Linked DNA regions of Mus musculus: regions 1 and 2 are each linked to region 3. The links are chromatin loops, found by intact Hi-C in ENCODE. Cell type or tissue: heart. All regions are shown on one strand.

What was found. Peaks named below come from ENCODE experiments on the same cell type or tissue, not always from the same donor. Only the 100,000 strongest peaks of a DNase experiment are listed, where the experiment ranks them.
Region 1: a loop joins it to region 3, with 2.9 times the contacts of the local background. A loop is called at or near these places in 5 of 42 quality-filtered maps.
Region 2: it touches region 3 in a loop (2.9-fold over the local background); 3 of 42 quality-filtered maps call a loop at or near these places.

The regions. Positions count from the first base shown.
Region 1 is chr6:36,451,292-36,459,291 of GRCm38, reverse strand. All of the region lies in intron 2 of Chrm2 (cholinergic receptor, muscarinic 2, cardiac), which reads right to left. Among named protein-coding and RNA genes, the nearest start is that of Mir490, 34 kb to the right of the region's middle. In heart, no CTCF peak of the experiment used is centred here; DNase peaks (open chromatin) are centred at 4,031 and 7,631; H3K27ac peaks cover 2,307 bases.
Region 2 is chr6:36,401,374-36,409,373 of GRCm38, reverse strand. The region is part of intron 2 of Chrm2 (cholinergic receptor, muscarinic 2, cardiac); the gene reads right to left. Among named protein-coding and RNA genes, the nearest start is that of Mir490, 16 kb to the left of the region's middle. In heart, no CTCF peak of the experiment used is centred here; a DNase peak (open chromatin) is centred at 4,133; H3K27ac peaks cover 1,411 bases.
Region 3 is chr6:36,594,359-36,602,358 of GRCm38, reverse strand. No RefSeq gene overlaps it. Among named protein-coding and RNA genes, the nearest start is that of Mir490, 180 kb to the right of the region's middle. In heart, no CTCF peak of the experiment used is centred here; no DNase peak of the experiment used is centred here.

The DNA.
Region 1 (8,000 bases), 140 kb after region 3:
GGTGTACTTGACAGTCCTTCAAATGGCAGGAAACATTATGCTTGCTCTTGGTCAGTGATTGCAAGTTAAACTTTAGGGTTTTGTCCATTGGCCCTTAAAAAGTGTTTCTTCATGGGATATAGTAACTTAAAAACAAGCAGAAGAGAAAATATCATCCTGAGTCAGGTACCCATTCACAAAAGAACACACATTTTATGCACTCACTGAGAAGTGGATATTAGCCCGGAAGCTTGGAATACCCAAGATACAATTCACAGACCACATGACGCTCAAGAAGAAAGAAGACCAAAGTGTGGACAAAATACTCATGGAAGGAGTTACAGAGACCAAGTGTGGAGCAGAGACTGACGGAAAGGCCATCCAGAGACTGACCCACCTAGGGATCCATCCCATAAACAACCACCAAACCCAGTCACTATTGTGGATGCCAACCGGTGCTTGCTGACAGAAGCTTGATATAGCTGTCTCCTCGTAGGCTCTACCAGTGCCTGACAAATTCAGAGGTGGATGCTCTCAGCCAACCATTGGACTGAGCATAGGGTCCTCAATGGAGGAGCTAGAAAAAGGACCCAAGGAACTGAAGGGATTTGCAGCCCCATAGGAGGAACAACAATATAAACCAACCAGTACCTGCAGAGTTCCCAGGGACTAAACCACCAACCAAAGAGTACACATGGAGAGACTCATGGCTCCAGCTGCATGTGTAGCAGAGGATGGCCTTGTCGGTCATTAATTGGAGGAGAGGCCCTTGGACCTGTGAAGGCTCTATGCCCCAGTGTAGGGGGATGCCAGGGCCAGGAAGTGGGAGTGGGTGGATTGGTGATCAGGGGGAGAGGGATCAGATAGGGGGTTTTTGGAGGGGAAACCAGGAAAGGGGATAACATTTGTAATGTAAATAAAGAAAATATCTAATGAAAAAAGAAAAGAGAAAAAACAAGCAGAAGTCTGTCAGACAGCTGGTTCTCTCTCATTCAGGATGTTCACAGGAGACATCAAAGCCATAGTACCTAAGGCCCAGAGCTCTTGAATGGAGGAAGCACAGACACTATCGAATGAGGTAACACTCCATGTGTGTCCTATAAACAGCTGTGCATTGTTGCTTAAGGCATCTGCCTCCTCTGGAAATAGCTTGGCTGTGTTTTCCACAGTTTATGGAGAGTAATACAAACAGTGATGACCGTATGATAACTGTGGAGGCTAACTCGCTTTGGACCAGGCTGCATTGTGAGCGTCTAGATAGGACTCTACACCTCATAATAACTCTGTAACCCATACACTGCTAGCTCCACTTTGATAAACATAATAATATGAGGGGGTGGAGATAATTTCCCCCAATTCACACAATGAGAAGGCAATTACAAAGACCCTAATTAACCAGGCCATCTAATTCTATAGTGACCATTAGGTAAGACTTCTTTTGTGGGAACAATTTGCCACAGACAGGGCAATACATGTGATGGAGTATCTGCCTTTACATCATCATCATCACCACCCTCATCACTATCATCATCACCATCAGAATTACACCTTTGATGCACTTATTCTGCTTTAAATATAAATAACTTTGATATAACCTTCAATTTTTTTAATTTTTTTTACTGTTTAATAGTTCTTTACATCAGTTTAAGGAGTTTTAGTTTTTTAACTGCAATTTTTAAAAATTAATTATGTTATGAGTTTTAGTTTTTTAATCTCTCCACGTCTTTCCCTCCTTCCTGCCTCTCTCCTTCTCAACAAGTCTCTCTTCTACTTTCATGTCAAAAGTACGCAGCCCATCAGGTTTAACTGGCATTTCGTGAACAAACATATGTGGACCATAACTTATCAGTGGTTATAGCACTGAGGAACCTGGTGCTCCCACCCTGACCTTTAATTGCAATAGCACTTCAGGGACCTCATGGGCCCCTCCTTCACCCGTGGTAGAACACTGATTTATACTGGTCTTGGGTAGCAGCACTGGTCTTCAGCTATAGTGAGTTCATGAGTGCACAGCCACTGTGTCATATCCAGAAGTCATAGTTTTGCTTCACATCCTTCCATCCTCCTCCTCTTACAGTCTTTCTACTTCCTCTTTTGTCATGTCCCTTAAGTTTTGCAGGAAGTGATGCAATTGTCCTATTTAGGACTCAGCTTGCCACATCACTTGTTCTGAGCACTTTGGCCAGTTATGAGCTTCAGCCTGGTCCAAGCCTGGTCCCCAACAGCTTTAACACTGGGTCTCCATCACAGCTTAGGGAATGTACTTCAGCCTTCACCCTAGGCCTCCTTACTAGCTCAGGGCACCAGTAGAGGAAGATCTGGCCCATGGTCCCCAGCAGGCAAGGTCAATGCAACAGACTACAAACGTTCGTGTCTGCAATATAAAGTTTCTTTTCTTGTTTCTATTTGTTTATTGTTTTTTCAAACCGTGTACCATACTGTACTTATTAATTTAAATGTTGCCTAGTTATATTTTGTTTATCATTTAAACCCACTGCTGTTATCTACATGTCTAATCCTACAGTCTTACCTACCTAGCTATTATTATCTATAAGTTCTTCTTCTTATTTTGTTGATTTTATTTGAGTCATCAAACCAAGCTTGAAATAAATCACAGTAAGTAATGCACCCAAGACCAGCACTGATATACTATCCATATTTACTTTGAGATAATTTTTAAACTGGCTGTAAATTTGTTCATATAAGTTCCATTATACTTGACATTATTTAAGTTTTATCACAATCAGTCTTTCTCTTGTGAAATCTCATCTAATTATTTAATTTTTATTTAATATATTTGGTGTTTGTGTGTCTGTGTGTGTGTGCGTGTGACAGTACACATGTGGAAGTCAGAAAACAATTCTGTGGAGTCCAGAAACAAACAAACAAACAAACAAACAAACAAAAACAGAAAGCAAAAACAAAAAAGAAAACAACAAAACAAAAGCCTTTTACCTTTATGTAGAAATGGAACTCCAGGCTCGGACACCAAATGGTTTACCAATTAAGCCATTTCACTGGTCCCCTGATCATTTAAAACAGTCTAAAATTTGGGTTTTATTCCTCCCAGTGCACCAGTGGTATAGCCTTTCTTAATTATTTAATTTCCATTAAGCTCTGTTTTTCTTTGCTTGGAAAACAGATAGTAAGATCTGCTATTCTTATTTTAATTAGTTTTCTTGGAGTCAAATTATTGAACTAAAATTATTCTCTTGCTATTTCCACCTCCTAATCCTGGTTGAGAGAAGAAACTCAATAACATCTGCACAGGATGCTGACATGATAAGCCTTTGTGTGTATCCTTCCTTCATTTGCCATCCACAGCTTATTGCTTGAGTAAACACAGGGTTAGTGAAACTGGAGGTTTTTCACTCCCCCAGTCACCTAATTTAAAGAACTCATGGTATCTAGAATTTGATCCAGATTTGCTTAACTCAAGACTGTGTTACTATCATTAAGTCCAATAAGAATGAGAAGGAAACTGCAAGTTAAACGACTCTGCACTTGCATGACTTCATAAAAGACGATATAAAATTCTTTTATATCTTTCTTTCTGTAGCCAAGCTAAACCACTCTTAGAGGAAACGCGTCAACAGATTTGCCTTGCCTTCTAAGGGGACCCCACTGACAGTTTCTGTCAGTATTGTGTCTCATGGGGACAAGCTGTTTGGTGGCTGTGATGGCCAAGTGGGACCGAAATTAGCAAAGGACTTCTAAATGCAATTGGAAAAGGAGACATTTTCCTAAGTAAAAGTTAGAAAGTGATCAACTCTAATTATCTTGATAGAATAGGAACAGTTTAAATGGTGACTACATCATCAGTGCTTTTTATGCAATGGCTAGGTCTAGACTGGAATCAGAGAATGTTTAGAGCCTGAAAAAAAGGAGAGTGGTAGAGCATCTCTTCCCTTTCTACTTAGCCTTCCCATTCCAAACTCCAGAACTGCCCCCCCCCCCCATGCTTTGATATCCATGAAGCCCAAGGATACAGTGGCATTCACAGCTCTGCTAGGTCTAGAGACAGCTTTGGTGCACTTCTGTTGGAAGCCAGCCATCTCAAGTCTGGTTTATATCTGGGACAAATTCTCAGGACACTCAGATTATGAGCAAGTCATGTCACATGGGTTGTGAGACAAGAGGAGATTCCAGCCCCACACTCCCTTCCTAGGTGAAATTAGCCATCATGCTTGATGTCCAAAGCATGAAAATCTTTCAAGATCTGATTGTCAATTTTTCAAGCTTATTGCATATATTTATGTCAGTCACAAGAAAACTCTTTACACCTCTCCATTTGGATAAGTGCATGAGGCTTGCTTTCTCATCAACTTCCTTGAAAACCTAATTATACTGAACCAGATGCTGTGTTTAACACCAATTGATGTGGCAAGCAGTTGGGTTTTCTTGTTTTTTGTTTTTTGGGGGTTTTGTTGTTGTTGTTGTTTTTTGACAACGACATAATATAAATTCATACTCTTCACACTGTTTCTGGGAGCTGAATTCCAATGTAATCATGGTCCCCGCCTCCTCTATTTTTAGCTTATTAAATAACACGGACAGCCAAATGACAAATTTACTCTAATATCTGCACTGTAAACCTATGTGCTCTTGCAATATGCAATGTTGATATTTCAAAAACAAAAACTGATAAAAAAGAGTCTGCATATTATAATCCTTAGAGATCAAATTAACTCTTATATTCAATTTTGATCACACATAAGATCAAAGAGAGAAAGGTGCTGTAGGAGTTGGAATTCCCCTAACTCTGTATATGTCACCACATTACCAAATTTCATGAAGCTGCTGAAAGCTATGGTCATCTTCTTTACCCCAGCATGAATCAGCAAAAAGGAAAGAAAGGGAAAGTATCAAAGCTTTTCAGACAAAAGCTCTCATCAGATCTAGAGATGGGAAGACACAGGTGTGCTGATTGAATGAGGATGGCCCTACAAGCTTGCCTATTAAAATGCTTAGACCACAGTTGGTAGAACTATTTGCAGAGGATTAGGATGCATGGTCTTTTTGGAAAAGGTATGTCACTGGAGGAGGGCTTTGCTCTTGAGCCATTCCCACTGTGAGCCCTCTCTCCCTCTCTCCTCCTCTCCCCTTCTGCCCCTCTTTCCCTCTTCCCCTCTTCCCCCCTCCCTCTCTGTCCCTCTCACCTTCTTGCCCCCCTCCCTCCCTCCTGGTTATGTCTCAACATGTAACCTCTTAGCAACTGCTCTGGCACTATACCTGCCCTCATACCTTCTACCATGCTCCACCCCCATGCCATGTTGGCAAGGATGCTAACTCTCTGAAACTGTAATCCCCAAATAAACTTTCTTCTATAAGTTTGTATGTCCATGGTCTCTTATCAAATGATAGAAAAGTAACTAAGATGCCAAGTACATTAGTATTCAGGATGCAAAAGTGCACAATGCACTCCTGGTTTAAATCACTGTGCTTATAAGAAGCTCTATTCATGTTGAGAGGTTGATAGAAATGATTTATCTTGAGACTTGAAGGCATGTGTGACCTTGATCTATTTGAAATAGAGCTGATTATAGGAGAACAGCAGCCCAAAGTCTGCAGCTACAAACAGACACTCTGAATTCAAGGACTTGTAGGTAAAACAAGCAAAGGAGGAGGGCTAGATGTTATCCATACCCTTATAACCTATACTAAAATGTTGAAAAACTATAATTCATTTTCTTAAGCTTCTTACTCCTAGGTAGTGCCAAAATATTTGTAGCCACTCCAGAGAAAAAATAGAAATGAAAACAAAAGCAATAGTGAAAGCACAGGATGAAAATTATGCTTTTACTCATGATCTGTATTACTTGAGTCTCACCCCACCCCAGTCCCTTCTCTTTTATAGAACTCAGTCATAAAGAGCCACCCACCACACTCACAGAAAGGACAGCCCAAAGTGATTTCTGTGTAATTTATCGTGCCCTATCATAATAATTTGTTCCTACCTACTTGGTAGCTTGAATTATCATTAATGCTAAGTAATTTCTAAAGCCAACTAGTAGTCTAGTAAGTAGGTGGTTATTAGGCACCCATTAAATTCAGCTACAAAACAATGTTAATTACATTGTGATGTAACTTTCTGAGCATGAAGATGCAGAGACTCGGAGACATTCCATAACAATCCTTTTGCTCTCCTCATCTCAACATGAAGAGATACTTATTTTAATCTGAAGTGTTTAAAAGGCAAAGAACACTATTTTGACCCTCCAATAGTATTTGTAGCTAACTACTTACTTGGTAGGAGAATACACAATATTGGAAAAATACTTCTCTTCATATATTAGGGAATATCAGTCAGTCATGTATGATGTGGCTAAATGGAAAATCTATAACTCACCTAATCACAAACGTATCTATGAAACGTAAGTTTCATGTTTTGTTCCACATGAGTTGTCTTTGTGAAAGACCATATTAAAGACCATATGCTCTCTATTTTTTTCTTCAAAGGGGATTTTTCTGTATAGCCCTGGCTTTCCTGGAACTCATTCTGTAGGCTGGGCTGGCCTCAAACTCAGAAATCTGCCTACCTCTGTCTCCCAAGTGCTGGGATTAAAGGCCTGCACCACCACTGCCAGGCAATCATATGCTCTTAAAGCAAGTACCACTTTCTCAAAGATAGAAACAGCAGTGACAATTGGAAGAAGCTCTGTATATGGATCCTTACTGTAAATGTCACTGAAGGGAGATCATGGAGGCTCTGATTGAGGCCTCAGTTTACCTTCCTTTTCAGTAAGAATTGGTTTTCCAGGGAGCTGAAACAGAAAGTGGGCTGAGGAGCTTAATAATTGACGTGGAGTTTTTATAGTCCCAGAGCAGAGAAGCAGTTATGTGAAGTCTAAACATTTCCTTTTTAATAAAAGTAATAATAGAGGTATATAGGTTTGAAGGCAACTCCCTGCCCTAAACAAAACTGAATAGAATTGCAGAATGAGGTCCCCAAGGCAAACAGTGCAGAGCAGGGTTTTCTTAGCATGCAGACAGCAAGGTGCAATCTGAAACAGCTTCAACCTGCTTCCTGAGAGGAGAATCCAGAGCTCAGAAACCATCTGCATATTTCAGTATCAGTAATTGAAAGTGTTCTCTTTATCCTTCTTTAAGCTTCACCAGTAGATTGCCATTAATTCCTACTAATTAACAAAATGCAGTTCAAATTTAAGTCATCATTAAATCTCCTGAATTGGCTCACGTCAATTCTAGTGCCTTCTCTAGACCTTATGTTATTCAACTTCTCCCATAATCCACACTTCTCACTGTTTATAAGGCAATAGCTTTCAGTCTAAGCACCGAAGTGTTTCTAAATTCTGAATTTTCATCAATTTGCCCCTGAATAAAATAATAAGGCCTCACTTGTTAAAACTTTTTAATTGTCTTAATTTCTAGAAGAAAGTTCTAGGTTTTGTGGCCTGTTAGTCTTATACAAAATGTTAGAATTTGCTTGGAGCTCCATGAAAACTCCCAGTAGAGATCATAAGGATCCATCCTGACCTGGCAAGAATCATTTTAAAGTCTAATGATTGACTGCCCTGAATGATCCTGGGCAAGTTCCCTGCATAACTTCCTAGCATACTATAAATAAGTAAAATCACTGGAGTAGTGTGTGGAGATTAATGACCTGGTGCTGACACCAACAGTCCCCAGGAATGTGCAGAATACCATTGGCACAAGTTTAAGATAAGCCTGGTACTTTCTTGCCAGGGCAAAATCACTTTTATCCACAGCATTATACAAGCAAGCCCTGCTTCTCTCTTTCTGACCAAAAACATGAGTACACTCCCATCTTGCTGCATACAAGATATATGTGTGTAGATAAGTCCCCAATAAATCATAATCTATGTATCCTAATCCTTGTTCTGTCTGTCTTTGTTTTGTTTTGTTTTGTTTTTGTTTTGTTTTGTTTTGTATTGTTTTGTTTTGTTTTGTTTTTTGTCTCCCAAGTCATGGCTTGGTGTCATTTTTTTTTTCTGGAAAGAGATTTTAGTTAGAATTGTATTACATGTAAAGTGCAACTA
Region 2 (8,000 bases), 190 kb after region 3:
ATCACCTATGCAATGGTTAGTTCAAATTGTCAACTTGACATAACCTAGACTTACCTATGAATAGAGTCTCAATAGGGATTATCTAGATAAGGTTGGCCCACTGACATGTCTCTGGGAGATTTTTTGACTCTCTTAATTGACATGTTCAGACCTAGCATGAAAATGGATGGCACCATTCCCTGGACTTGAGCCCTGGACTACAACAAAATAAAGCTTGCTAGGTACTGAATATAATTACATTCAATTAATATCATTGCATCAATCTTTATTTGGAAGATTCTGATTCATTTATTAACAAGATATGACCATAATATAAAACAACTCATATCTCACATTAATAAAAAAAATAACTGAAGCATAGGTCTTGTTAAAGTCTTAGCAGGAAACGGTAATATCTCATTTCTCAACAGTCCTCCTCTACCACAGAGATCTTTCCCCTAGAAGACTGAAAGCTGGTGATTAGTGTGACTTGAAAAACATTAATTCTACTCAAGTATGTAATTGCTTAAATAGTTCTCACCAAATTCTCACACCTTCTAACGCCACATATCAAATGTCAACTGCTCCATTTCAGGCTTCATATTCTCACTTTGGGAGTTGTGCCTCTGTTACCTGCAGACATGGGAAGGGATGTGTAGTACTAGCAGACATTGAGAAGAAGATCATTGAGCTCCTCCCTATTCTAAGGCATCCTCTCTTGGGCTTCTCACTAGAGACCCATTGGATAAACACAGTAGACCAAGAATCAAAAGAGAATGGCCTTGAGCTAAGTAAAGTCTACCTGGAGTTCCAGAGGTATCCTCTATTGGCTGATAGGAGAAATTTGTTGCAGTACTCACTAATAAGGGGATATTAGTCCAGAAGCTCAGAATCCTTAGAAGGGGGAACAAAATACCCATGGAAGGAGTTACAGAGACAAAGTTCAGAGCAAAGACTGAAGGAACGACCATCCAGAGACTGCCCCACTTGGGGATCCATCCCATAAACAACCACCAAACCCAGACATTATTGTGGATTCCAACAAGAGCTTGCTGACAGGAGCCTGATATAGCTGTCTCCTGAGGGGCTCTGCCAGTGCCTGGCAAATACAGAAGTGGATGCTCACAATCATCCATTGGACGGAGCACACGGTCCCCAATTAAGGAGCTAGAGAAAGGACCCAGGAAGATGAAAGGGTTTGCAGCCCCATAGGAGGAACATCAATATGAACTAACCAGTACCCCAGAGCTCCTCAGAGCTAAACCACCAATCAAAGAAAACACATGGTGGGACTCATGGCTTTAGCTGCATATGAAGCAGAGGATGGCCTAGTCGGTCATCAATAGGAGGAGAGGCCCTAAGTCCTGTGAAGGTTCTATGCTTCAGTATAGGGGAGTGCCAGGGCCAGGAATGGGAGTTGGAGCATTTGGGAGCAGGGGGAGGAAGGAGAGGATAGGGGATTTTCAGAAGGGAAACTAGGAAAGGGGATAACACTTGAAATGTAAATAAAGAAGATATCTAATAAAAAAATTTTAAAAACCAAAAAAAAAGAACCAATAAATTCATTGAAATGATATAGGAACCCCCCCTCAGTTTTACCTTCACAAAGATACCCAAGCTGGTTTTATTTATTGAATGAAGGATGGTCATCAAACACCTTCCTGACAGAGAAAGCTTCTCCAAGCTACTTTTCCAAACAAACATTTGAATTCACAGTGTTTCCAAATAAAATAATCAATATTAATATTGATAATAATAGTAATAATAAGTCATAGCAAAAGTTTTAAGCACACCCTGAAGGAGAACTACTTTTCAGGCATCAAACAGTAAAAACTTGGTCTTTCCTGCCAACTGGTTATTTGGTTTTCTTAGAGGCATGGTCAGTGAGATTTTGAAGTTACCTATATAACTGTATCTTTCCTGAAGTTTATGTTAGTCCAGATAAAAGTTTAAGCTGATAATTACTAGTTTACTTCTCCCTAACTGGGTAGATGATTTATTCCAAATAAGTTAGCTCAGTACTATCCTGGCAATGACATGGTGCCCATTCTAGATGAAAATACGATGGAATGCGAGCTGAATCCACTTCATTCTTATTTGCACCAACCCAGCTGGGACATGTAACACTACCTTAGCAATTTTATATTTCCTCAATTTGTTATTACCACACTTAAAATAAGCAAAGGGAAGCTAAGATGGTGGATATATAATCTATCTCAGAATGTAAAGGCTTCCTTTAGCAGATGTACGTAAGTCACAGTTAGTCTACAAATAGAATATCCAGAGAGAATGGATCCAACACAGAGGAAAATGGTATACTTGTCATATCACCCAACGTGCGCTACCAATTCAGCATCTGTTTGAGAGAAGAGATGCGAGATTCATCCCTTAGAGCAATGTGATTTGGCCCATTGCGTTTCCCTCGCTTTGTTTTACTTAATAAGCAGCTCTCATGAGGTGAAAGCTTCTGTGGGCCTACAAAGACAAAACAGACACAGTGAGATAATTTTCTGTTTTCTTCAGTGCCTTGCTTGGAGATATGCAATGAACTAGTCTTGCTGTTCTCTCAGAGTCCAGAGTATTTGAGGGTGTGAAGGAAGAAATTCAAGATGAATAGAGAACTGTCATTTCATGTTTTTGCGGGTCTACTCTTTCTTAGCACACTAAGTATGAGCTAGATAATGTCATTTGACTAATCTAACATCCTCCACAATGGTTTTACACACTTTTCTTATAATTCGACTCAGTAACTTTCAAATGAAATAGAATAGGGAAGTAATGTGACCTGTACAAAACGCTTTTGATTGGTTATAGATTTTTCACATGGCAATGCATAAGATAAATGTTGGAATGGCTCACTGACTCTTCAGAAGATGTACCCTCTACCTTCCTTCTGCATATATATGCAGAACTTGGCATGTTCCTTTTTTTAAAAAATTTGTCACGTGCTCTACATTCTTTGACGGGTTCTTATTTCTCCCTTTCAATCCACTGAAGCCCAATTGACCTGTTAGTGCTGTCATTAAACCATGAGCAACTGAATTAATCGCTGTGAATCCTTTGTGATCTCAGGAATCCTAAATTCCCCAACACAACACCCATGTTTTGTGGGGTTTTTTTCTTACCTTATCTCCTACGACAGACTACAAGGATTAGAATTATAATGAACCCTATATGCAAGCTAGATGTCTAGCTGTGAATCTAGATGCACATAATTTTTGAGCAATACATGTTGAAGAGCAAATGAGTCACAGTTATTTCTGGTTCAAGAATAGCTATCCCTTACAGAGCACCTGCGTCTGTCTTCTGTAAAGTAGATAAATAATGGAAGGAGATACAAATGGATTTTCAAATGTGGTGTCAAAAAAAGGAAAGTAAAACTGACATGAGAGTTGGGTTTTTTTTTTTTCAAGGTATGGGTGAAAGGGGCAGGGATAGCATCTTCTTTGTATGTGGATACATTTGCTGCCTCTGAGATTTAGGCTATTTTTGAGGTAGAGGTGGAATTGAAGAGAGCTTCTAAGACCTACTTGTCTTTTTCAGAAGCCTGTCCCAATTTTCTAGAAGCCTTGGGTTTTCACTAACCAGGAATTCAGAATACTCTGGGGACTTATTTGTCTCTCCTCTGATCCATTGTCATGGACTCACCACTTGCCAAGGAAAAAATGGCCATTTCTGTCCAAATCCCTTTCCCTCTGGGCCCATACAAAGATGAATGAAATGTTTCTTAAAGAGATGGAGGCAAATTAGCTTTCCACCTCTTGTTTCTCTGAACATAAAATCTTATCTGTTTTCTAGTGGATTCCTGGTATCCACTAATGGCACCAGTCTCTAAGTTGGGAGAAGTCTTATTCAAAAGACACAAAGCAAACGAACAAGAGCTGACTTCCTCTCACTCAGCAAAGCATTTCAATTTTAATGTTCATACTCTCTTTAGGGTGGAATTTCCGTCAGGCGGAGATAAGCAGCTTTGTTTCTTGGCAAGACAGACATCCTCTTTGATTTTGCCACTGAGTAACCCCTGAAGAGAATACAGTATTTACAAACTAGGCCTCTCTGACATGTTTGCCTATATTTCCCTGTCCTCTGACTGTTCCAAACACCTCTTAAAATAGCTTTGCAAGTAAGTACCTTCCCAGCATTCTCCAGGAGCACATCGCGTTCCCAGTGAGAGTGACAGTGGTCTGGGCTGCTGCACATTGGCAGCTCCCCTTGAATTTCTCAGGTCCATGAGATATTCAGTGTCCCAGACAACACCAGCTCCACAACTCACCACCAATTATGTCTCCTCTCTCCTTCTCCTGATAAAAGCAGACAAAAATACCAACAGGAAAAGAAAACAAAACAAAACAAAAATAATAAAAGACTGATATTTCATCTTAAAAAGATTTATGACAGACTGAATACATGTATAGCTATTGGGGCTTCAGGATGAAGTAATGGTAAGTTGGAAGGAAAATCCATTGGCATAATTAGGAGCGATGACATAAAAATGTGGCTTCCTAAATTGTCTTTTCTTCACTCTAAAGATCCTGCATGGATTTTTTTTTTTTCAAATCTGGCAATACATATGAGAACAGAGTCTCCTGGTGACCTTATAAAATGAGAAAGCAAACGAAAAAAGTAGAATTGAATGTAGGTTAATGAAAAAGTTCATTTACCCTTTCGGTTGGGAGCCTGGCTTTTAAATGCTCACTATGCACACCTGTAATCCCAGCAAGAATGAGGCAGAGGCAGATGAATCTCTGTGTTCAAGGGCAGCTTAGTTTACAGAGTGAGTTCCAGGACAGCTCAGGCTACACAAAGTCTGTGTAAACAAGCAAATAAAACAAACAGCAAACCAAAACTAAGCAAAACTGTTCACTTATCGTGCTACCACCTACTTTTTGAAGTGGTCATATATGTTTGTTTTTTTTTTTTTTTTTTTTTTTTCACAGAGGCAGTTAGACCAATGATGATGTTGAGTTTGGGTGAAATGCTGGGACTCTTATACTTCAAACCTGGTTCCAATACTGTGAACATGAGTTTTAAACCCACTACTGCTTTTTGTTCATAATAGATTTAACTGTGAAATAAAGGTATCAGACTGGATCTTAATGAGAAATCCACGGGTTTCCTGAATGTGAATAAATGGAGGTGAAAGGTAAAGTTTCAATAAAACATATAAGATTGGTATAATTTACCACTAATTTATTCTGCTTGAGGCATATCTAGATCAAAAGTCAAAGAAAGCTGTCTGGATCCCCCCTTTCTAAGCTCCTAATACATATTGAAGGCTCCTCACAGGTAGTGCAATCTTTCTGTAGCTATGGGAGGTCATAGCAAGGCTGATATGAATAAACATAAAGTTGCCCCAGCACAGAGAGTGGAAACTAGTATTTCTTCCTCTGTTGATATATGGCAGAGTGGAGGTTAGGTTAGTTGATGAACAAACACAGTTCTATTCATAAAGTGGATGATTGGTAATTATCTATTAAATGAGTGAATGCAAGAATAAACAAACCAATGCTCCAATTTCATCATTATCCAGCACAATGTATAGTTTCATGATCAAAACGGCTATTTGTCTTTGGTCATTTACCTCTCAGTCAAGTAGAAGAAAGAAATGATACAAATCTATTCCTGTAACAGGGGGAAATGTGTGCTATTTCAACACATGTGATTGTCCATTGCAATATACACACACAGGAGCTTTGTCCTGTTGCAAGCTCATGTGCTCAAGACAGAATAGATTAAGCTTAAACAATGATACTATCATTTACCTACAAGGGCAGCCTAGGAAAAGTTTTGCTGAAACTTAATGGAGTGTTGGTTTTCAATGTGGAAAAATATATCCTATGTGAATACTTTTTCCCAAAAGGAAATTTTATAAAGTCTCATATTATTTTAGAAGATAATTAACTTAATGTTATAGAAGCAACAGAATTATACTGGGGTTGGAAGAATCTTGGGAATTTAGGCAGACTAAGGCATAAAAATCATCATTAGATAGTATTTATTGAGTTTATCTCTGTACTAAGATTAGAAACAGATACCAGATTCAATGCAGAGAAAAAGGGAAATTAAAATAATTTTTAAAAGAGAGAAAAATATTTTCCTACCCTTATGCAGTAACTTTCTTCTAATGAAAACAGACAATATCAATGAGAATTTAACTGTGTTTATCATGGATTTGGATATAAATTCAGAGAAAATGAGCATAGGACCCAGTGAGGTACTAAAAGTGAAGTTGAAGTTAGTGTGGACATCATTAGTTATCACATGCAAATCCTATGTCTAATAGCCAGAATGGCTACATCAAGATATCAAACTGCATCAATCTGACTAAAGACTGAGAATAAAGAAAGGGTCACAGTCCAGAGAAATGCTAAATGACCCCTCAGGACTCATCTTGCTTCTGAACAGAAATGGGGACTCTGGTAAGCCAAATTCAGACATGTGGCCTTTCATCCAGAGGTCATATTCTTTCATAGTTGAAACTTTCCTTGAAGTGTTTAGTCTTTTTATCAAACTGTGGCATTATCATGACTGCCAAGTCTTGGGAAATCAGGCAATAAAGAGAAATGGAAAAGACACGGGTATGTGATGTCTTTTCCTTGCCACTCCTCAGCTAGACCCTGGGGAGCAGAAGAGTCACCACAACTGGGTAAACAATATTTTGTTTAAATTATTTTTTAAAAATTTCCTACAAAATATAATAGTGGAAAAATAATTAGCAAGATCCACATCATGGCAAGTAGCAGTGCCATGTTCCTAATAACACCGTAACTGGGGGTGGGGGGGGGGGTAACTCCCTAACAAAAAGAACAACACAGAGAGATTTAAAATATTTAGAACATGAAATCTCTGGTTATCACTAAAGATTTGTTGAATTCAAGAACATAGAATGAAGGACTAGGGGCTGGAGAGATGGCTCAACAGTTAAGACTGCTCTTCCAGTGTTCCTGAGTTCTATTCCCTGCAACCACATGGTGGCTCACAACCATCTGTAATGAGATCTGATGCCCTCTTCTGGTGTGTCTGAAGACAGCGACAGTATACTCCTATACATAAATAAATAATTCGTTTTAAAAAGTGAAACCAGAGACACTGAAACTTATAGAGGAGAAAGTAGGGAAAAGCCTTGAAGATATGGGTACAGGGGAAAAATTCCTGAATAGAACAGCAATGGCTTGTGCTGTAAGATCGAGAATCGATAAATGGGACCTCATAAAATTGCAAAGCTTCTGCAAGGCAAAAGACACCATCAATAAGACAAAAAGACCACCAACAGAATGGGAAAGGATCTTTACCTATCCCAAATCAGACAGGGGACTAATATCCAATATATATAAAGAACTCAAGAAGGTAGACTCCATAAAATCAAATAACCCCATTAAAAAATGGGGCTCAGAACTGAACAAAGATTTCTCACCCGAGGAATACCGAATGGCAGAGAAGCACCTGAAAAAATGTTCAACATCTTTAATCATCAGGGAAATGCAAATCAAAACAACCCTGAGATTCCACCTCACACCAGTCAGAATGGCTAAGATCAAAAATTCAGGTGACAGCAGATGCTGGCGTGGATGTGGAGAAAGAGGAACACTCCTCCATTGTTGGCGGGATTGCAAGCTTGTACAACCACTCTGGAAATCAGTCTGGCGGTTCCTCAGAAAATTGGACATAGTACTACCGGAAGATCCAGCAATACCTCTTCTGGGCATATATCCAGAAGATGCCCCAACCGATAAGAAGGACACATGCTCCACTATGTTCATAGCAGCCTTATTTATAATAGCCAGAAGCTGGAAAGAACCCAGATGCCCCTCAACAGAGGAATGGATACAAAAAATGTGGTACATTTACACAATGGAGTACTACTCAGCTATTAAAAAGAATGAATTTATGAAATTCCTAGCCAAATGGATGGACCTGGAGGGCATCATCCTGAGTGAGGTAACCCAATCACAAAGGAACTCTCAAATATGTACTCACTGATAAGTGGATATTAGCCCAGAAACTTAGGATACCCAAGATAT
Region 3 (8,000 bases):
TTTTAGACAGCTAAGCTACTTGTAAGTGGATGCTTAGGTCTGGTGTTTAGGCAAGTTGGATGAACAGAATCAAGCAAAAATGACTTGAAAGATGAAAACCAGTCTTTTTTTTTCCTGGCAATAAATTGATATTTTTAAAAGAATCTCATAACCAATGAGGAAGCATTTTGTAAAAATTACATTTGAATGTTCAGTGTTTCATTTGTTTTTTTTTCTTAAACTCATTGTCACCATTTTCTTTTATCTTCTTTTTAAAATTCAAAAGGAAATATGAAGACTTTAATGTTTTAAAATATCAACAATAAGTATACATATTTATTGAAAATACAGTTTTCCTACAATATGTTCTGATCATAATTTCCCCTCCTCCAACTCCTCCCAGATCCTTCCTACCTCCCCACCCTCTCAACTCCATATCCTTTCTTTTTTTTTTGAGTTTGCATATATATCATTTTTATTAGACATTTCTTCATTTACATTTCAAATGCTATAGGAGGAACAACAATATGAACTAACCAATACCCCCAGAGCTCATGTCTCTAGCTGCATATGTAGCATAGGATGGCCTAGTCGGCCATCAATGGGAAGAGAGGCCCTTGGTCTTGTGAAGATCATATGCTCCAGTACAGGGAATGCCAGGGCCAGGAAGCAGGAGTGGGTGGGTTGGGGAGCAGGGCGGGGGGAGTGTATAGGGGACTTTTGGAGAGGAAACCAAGAAAACCAGTCTTTTGATGTGATTGGTTAAAATTCAGGCAGAGGTTATGGATCATTCAAGAGACATTTCCTAAGAAAATATGGAGATGGTGGAAGAAGGGTCTCAAAACACTACATTAAAAAAAAGTATTTTAATTATTATTATTATTTTATTTTAGTGTTAGTGTGTGTGTGTGTGTGTGTGTGTGTGTGTGTGTGTGTGTATGGTGTGCAGACTACATCTGTAGATCTTACTCAGTTACTCTTCACCAATTCCTATGTGTGCGTGACATGGTCTCTCTGTGATTTTAGAGCTCATCATTTCAACTTGGCTAGCTCTCCCTTGAGCTCCAAATACCACTTCTGTCTTAGTTGGGCTTTCTATTGTAAAGATACACCATGACTATAGCAACTCTTATGAAGAAAAACATTTAAGTGGGCTGGCTTACAGTTTCAGAGGTTTGGTTTCTTATTGTCATGGCAGGAAGCATGGCGGCATGCAATCAGACCTGTTGCTGGAGAGGTAACAGCAGGAAGAGACAGTGAGCCACCAGGCCTGGCTTGAGCTTCTGAAACCTTAAAGCCCACCCCCAGCGACACACTTTGTCCAATAATGACACACCTACTCCAACAAAGCCACACTTCCAACAATACTGCTTTATTCTCTATGAGTCTACAGGGGCCATTTTCATTCAGACTGGCACACCATCTATGGCTGTCCCCAGGCACTGGGGTTACAAACTTGTGCCACTTTGCTGAGCTTCTACACTAGTGTTAAGGGATCTGACCTGAGTTCATCAAGCTTTTCCAGTACTTGACTGACTAACTAACCCATCTCTACAAGTCAAAACACTTTCCTTTGGATTTATAATGTAAAATTAAATCATTGGCCAATGTGACAGAACTCTCTGCCACTCAGGGATAAAGATGAGAGGAACTTATCTCTGGCATCAAGTGGGGGTGGGTATTTCTCTCTCTCAATAGAAAGAAGACATATTGTGGGGTTTTGTTGAGGTTTCTCATATTCTCACATGGGAGGAGAGTCTTTTCCAGGCAGACTTCACCAGAACCCCAGAGAAGTCTCACTGTCCTTCAGAAAATAAAATATCCTTGAATAATTTCTATGCATGAAGGAGAGGCAACACCTGCACTCCAAAGCCCTTTTCCTGTGCTTACAGTTTTGCACTGTCTTGGCCCACACTCAGCATCTTTGATGGGCACATGGAGACAGATTTCCCATGTTACATCCCTCAGGAAACAACCACATACCTGCTGTCTTGTCGAGATGCTGACTTTTCCCACCAAGATTTCTGATCCATGCCTGCCGAAGGTGGTAAATTTCCATTAGAATGAATAATTATCTTTAGCCAAGAATACCCTGCAAAGTTGAAATAAATTTACTCTTTGAGTAAAATTTAGCTTGAAGCAATTCAGAAATAGTTCTGACATTTGGAAAGAACAGTTTTTCTTGTCAGTTGTGTCCTGTGTTCTCGTCTGTCATGGACCCATTTTATATCTTTTCTGTTTGACTTAAAGTATTAATCAATTCAAAGAAGTGATCCTAAAATCATCAAACATAACTAATTTTATCAGTAGTCTAAAAAATAAGTATAAAGTATAAGTATAAAGAAGTAGTAACTTTGTATTTGAACCTTTTACTAACTTTCTTTTAAAAGAAGTTCAGGGTCTTGTTTAAATACAACCTAAATATTTTATTTTAAGAGTATCTTATTGACAATTGTATACATCTATATTTTCTACTCAATCTCCTCCCATTCCCTTGCCTCTAATGCTCTGCTCCCTGTCACTTTTGCCTCACAGTTTCACGTGCTCTCATACTCTTTTGAAGCACACTGAATATGCTTAGTGCTGTCTGTATGCACATGAGTGTAAGCCCATCTAGTGAAACATGGGAAGCCTTTCAGGGGGAAGGCACTTACTCTGTCTGCTGAGCAGCCATCAACTTGCTATGCCTTCTCAGCTAAGTAGAGGGACTTCGTGAGGCAATCCCTTATCTATGCCTTAGATAGTCACTGCTGTCACTGCTTCTGTGAGTCCACAGGTGGGAAGGCCCTGACATGTCCAGAAAATTCTGGCTGGCACCAGATGCCCACTATTTCTGGATCTGAGAAACTTCACATCCTTTTTTTCTGGTGATGTTTCCCGAGCCTTGTGAGGAATGGGCGTGGTTTAGGCCTCCCACTTAGAGCTGGGCACTGCAATGTCTTTTATTGTCTGTGTGTTGACCAGCTGCGAGATTCTGTATTGACCATGATCTAGAACAAAAAGAGGCTTCCCTGATGGGGATTGAGAGATCCATTAATCTGAGAGTATCATCTGAAGGAATAAGGAATAGATTATGCTTGGCATAAATGAACTAATATGCTCTACAGTACATAGTATTTCTGCATGCTTAGATTCTAATATGAAATATACTCTACCTACTCTATAACTAGCTTTCACCAAGTTATCTTTTAAGAAGTAAAATAACTACATTAAGTTAAACATTTTCTTAATTTAATTTTTATCCTTTATTATTGCTACCTTTGTACATTTGGAAGTTCTGCCCCTCATGGTAATATTATGATTGTACAGACAGTTATTGTGCTGAAATTCACTAGAAAGATTGAGGATTACATGAACGTATTCACATATATGCAGATACATAAACATTAAATAACATTGAGTATATCAACTCATTTATACCAATTATTCACTTCACTGATTTAGTGAGACAAATTCTATTGAAGTCATTTCTGCATTTCATACCTATGGGAATTAAAAATCTATTTCCTGGAATATTTAGCATTTCTCTAAGCAACTGTACATTTTCTTCTCTAACCATGATGTGTGAATTGTAAGCCAGTCCATCCCAAAGTTCAAAAGCTATTTTTTTTTCTAATAAGCTGAGAAAGAAAAAAAATCTAAAAAGTTTCAAGTTCAAAAGAATTATTGGCAAGTCAGTAATTCTTTACTTCTTCTATATCATAAATGTACCATTGGGTGAAATGTTTTCATTCAACTACCATTATGACCAGTGTTGACATGAGGAAGCTGTCACACTGTGGAGGTTTGGAGATTTTAGTGAGAATGACTCTTACAGGCTTTTATATTTGAAGGCTGGATCCCTTATTGTGTAAAACTGTTTGGGAATGATTAGAAGGCATGGGTTTGTTTCAGAAGGTGTGTCACTGGGCTTGGGAGTTAGGTTTCCAAAGCCCACTCCATCACCACTCCTGTTCAGTTCTTTCTCTGCTTTGTAGTTGTAGTCTCAAGATGCAAGCTGGCAGCTACTGCTCCAATGCCATGCCTCTCTGCCACCATGTTCCTCACATGATGGCCATTGACTCATCCTCTGAAATTATAAGCAAGCCCCTAGTTAACTATTTCTTTTGTAAGTTGCCTTGGTCATGGTATCTTCTCACAGCAATAGAACAGTAACTAAGACACATGTCAATCTTGCATGGAGTTAAATTAGAAGAGGTTTCTTTTTACTATGAAATCTCAGAGTATGAGGTCATCCATGTCTCATATATTCCTGAGTGTTCATGGAAGAAACTCGAGTGTCTAAATTTCAGTAAATTTACTTATCTAGAGCTTTCTTTAAACACCAGCTTCACACTTCCAAGCAAAGTTCTAACTCTATAATCTTAGGAGAGAAGGAAAAGAGTGATGGACTTCTCTGGTACCATCAAATATTCCTCTTGGGTATTTCTGTCCATTCAAACCTTTCTTTTAGATGGTATAAAGTTGGCCAGAGTACCTTGTCTTCACCTGTGACCTGACATTCAATAATGGGAACTCAGGAGTCTTGTAGTACTTAATTCTTTATCTGCCAGATATCATCTGGTATGAAACCAAACACTGCATTAAAATAAAAAAGTCGACTATGTGAAATTTGGATTTAGTGAGTCAGACAAAGAAATCTGCTGGGTTTAGAGTGTTTGAGCATTCTCAACATATTTTTCTTTTTAAAAAAAACCCACAGGCAACACAGAAGAGTGGTGATTTTCTTATCTCTAGAAACAAAGACTTTTCTAATTGTTTTAAGTTTTGAATACAAATCTGAAAATTATGTTCACAATACTGATAATGATTATAATTCTTTCATGAAGAACAAGAAAAATCCTACCAAAATGCTTTAAATTTTTTTTGGTATTTTATTATCATTTTGCATCCAATTGCACATTTTCATAGAAAGGAAAAGCAGTTTGAAGGAGATACAATAATTACAGTATGAAGAGGACTTTTGGCAAAAAATAGCTAAAGGCAAAGATAGTTCTAATGTCATCATTAGATACATTAGAAACAGATCACAAGTAGAATTTTATGTGAAAATGCTTTATTTGCAGAGTGTTCTGTGTACATGTATAAGGTGGTTTCCAGATTGTTTTCCTGAGACAGAATACTCTCATTTAAAAGTAATGAAAACAGACTATGTCAGTATTAGGATAGACAGGTTGAAAATAGAAAACACATTGTATGGTCAATGTTTCTCATACCAGGTGGAAACAAGAAGATTCCTTAGCTGGAAAATACTCTAGGGTTGAGCTTTCAGTTTCTGAGGATTTTAACTAAACTAGGTGCGAGACAGACCTAGGCAATGCCATCTTCTGTCTACAACCTTATGATGATTTTTTTCTGAAGTCCACATTAGAAAGAAGATAAAAGTACATGGTATTTTACATTTTCCTCCACACACAGATTAACTCTTAAACTAAGACAGGAAGACATTTGGGTTGTGGGCTTGTGGGAATACAGAAGTCAGTAACATCTTAATGACCTGGGTGACAGCAGGAGTCACATGCACTCCAGCTTTTCTTGGCTTGTTCTGAAGTCTGGCTCCCAGCCCAGGAGAAAGAGCATCTCCGTGATGTGCCACCTCCTATCTTGCCTCAAACACACACAGTTCGTCATAAGCCTGGCATCATAACATAGATGTTGGGGGAAACAGAACAGCCTGAGGTCAAGTGAAATACAAAAATGCCAGCTACTATTTCGGGATCACTACACTAGGACTTGGCAGAAAGTCAGTTGTTGAAAACAAGCTACAAAAGTAGAAAAAAAATTAAGATATTGCTTATGATGATTTTATATCCATTTCATCCCAGCTCTCCTCCAAAGTGTCATGTTTGATTGTGGGGGAAATTCTTTATCGTAGCCAACCCCAGTTGCTAAAACAAAAAGCACAGGATGGGTACCTTGGTTAATCAATGTTGATTTCCTCATAGTTCGACAGACTGGAAGTCCCAGGTCCGTATGCCAAGTCAAATCCCAGTGAGGTCTTGTCAGTGGTTGTTTTCTTCATGTGTGCTTACGTACCTGGATGTTCTTTGACAGGATTGGTGAAAGGGCAGTAGAGAGTAGAGTACAGAGAAGAGAATTGGAGAAGTGTGGGGATGGGAAGAAAGAAGGAAAGGAGAGAGAAATGAATATCTTTCTTTTCATATAAGACCATTAGTTCTGCCTCTGATACCCAGTTCTTATGTCACACATGTCACCCACCCACACAAACACCCCCACCCCCCACCCCCACCCAGAGAGAGAGAGAGAGAGAGGGAGGGAGGGAGAGAGAGAATTACTAAATCCTTAAAATTCATTTTTCACCATAATAACTTAAAGAGTCTACCTCCAAGCAAGTCACCTTAGAGGTTAGGGTTTAATTAAATGAACTGTGGGGAATCAAAATTAAGCCCATAGCAGAGATAAAGATTGTATAATATTTAAAATAATAAAATATAATGTTCTTTCTAGAGAAGAATGAAGAAATGAATTGAATTACATAAGGTACAAGACATTCTAGGCAATGGTTATGTCCAGCTTGATTAAAATAAACAAACTAGCCCAATGAAACACTTTTATGGGACCAATCAATAAGCCTAACACACACACACACACATAGGGGGATTACTAAGTCCTTAAAATTCACTTTGAACTTTACTGACATAATTATATCTCAGAGTTTTGCATTTTTAATTTTTTGTAACAGAGCCTTGTTCTGAATCACAGAATGTGCAGTACCTAATGGTTGAGGTTGTGATTTTGATTTTTCTGTGGGATCTTTCTTCTAACATCTTAATTAGAATGAAATCACATACATTTGCTGATAAAAAATCATGAACACCAACTTTAGCAAATTTTAATTTAAAACACAGTGTTTCTGTTATATCAGCTGATGCCCGGCCATTTTTTTTCTGCATTGTGATCTCACTAGAGTTAGCTGCTTATCGCTCCTCCTCCAGGTCTGAGCTGTGGAGCCTTTTATTTATTATTTTTTCTTGCCACACATCAATATATGACTTATAACCCTTTTCTGTTATTGATATACTTCTGTTTGCCTGCTTTACTGTGAGTCGGCTTTAGAAACATATTTTCTCAATACATAATGCTTGTTTAGTTTTCGTTTTATTTTTGTTTTTGTTTTTGTTTTTTTTTTCATACAGGGACTCACCATGTAGCTCTGGCTTTCCTAGAACTTGCTCTGTAGTCTAGGCTAGCTTCAAACTCCAGAGATCCACCTGTCTCTGCCTCCTGAGTCCTGGGATTAAAGGCGTGTACCACTATGCCTGGCTTTGTTTAGCTCTTACATTATTTCTCCAGAAGTTTTATAATATTTAAATTTCTTTGAATGTCACACCCCATCACAAATCTGTCTCTGTCTTTCTCCCTCCCCCCTCCCCAATCTCTGATTATCTGTCTTTTTATCGCACTATTCTGGGCTTAGACAGTGTCCAGGATTTACATATCTGCAGAGCATGAAGGAGACTGGAGTCACCTGTTCTCCATCCTTGCATTTATCTATAAGGAAGCTACAGAGATCAGCACACAAGCATCTGAACTGAGTGGAAGAGGTACTAATATTTGAAGCACAGGTACAGACATATGCAGTCCATCTAGAGAGCTCATCGTTATTCAGGTTACATTAACTGTGTGTGCTTTAAGAACACACGAGAACACAGGGTTTCTTCTTCAAGGAACCAATAAACGAGTCAACAATACTTTTGCATGTGGTAGTTGGCCTTTTTCAGCAGTAAATCCCTCAGTTCATAATTACTTACTTTTATTCAGTTTTTGATAGGTGACACTCTTACTCCTCTCATTGTTATATCCCACAGACAAATGTGAAGAATGAATTTCTGTGAGCATCTTTCTGAAGTGTGCTATGGGCATCACAAGTATGTAACATAGAGAAGTCTTTCTCATCCTATAAATCCTGTTAATGGCTTGTTTCTTGTGAGTCCTAGTGCTACAGACTAGCTCTGAGCCCAGTGGCCTTCTGGAACTGCTCTTCTATTTATAGTCCAGGC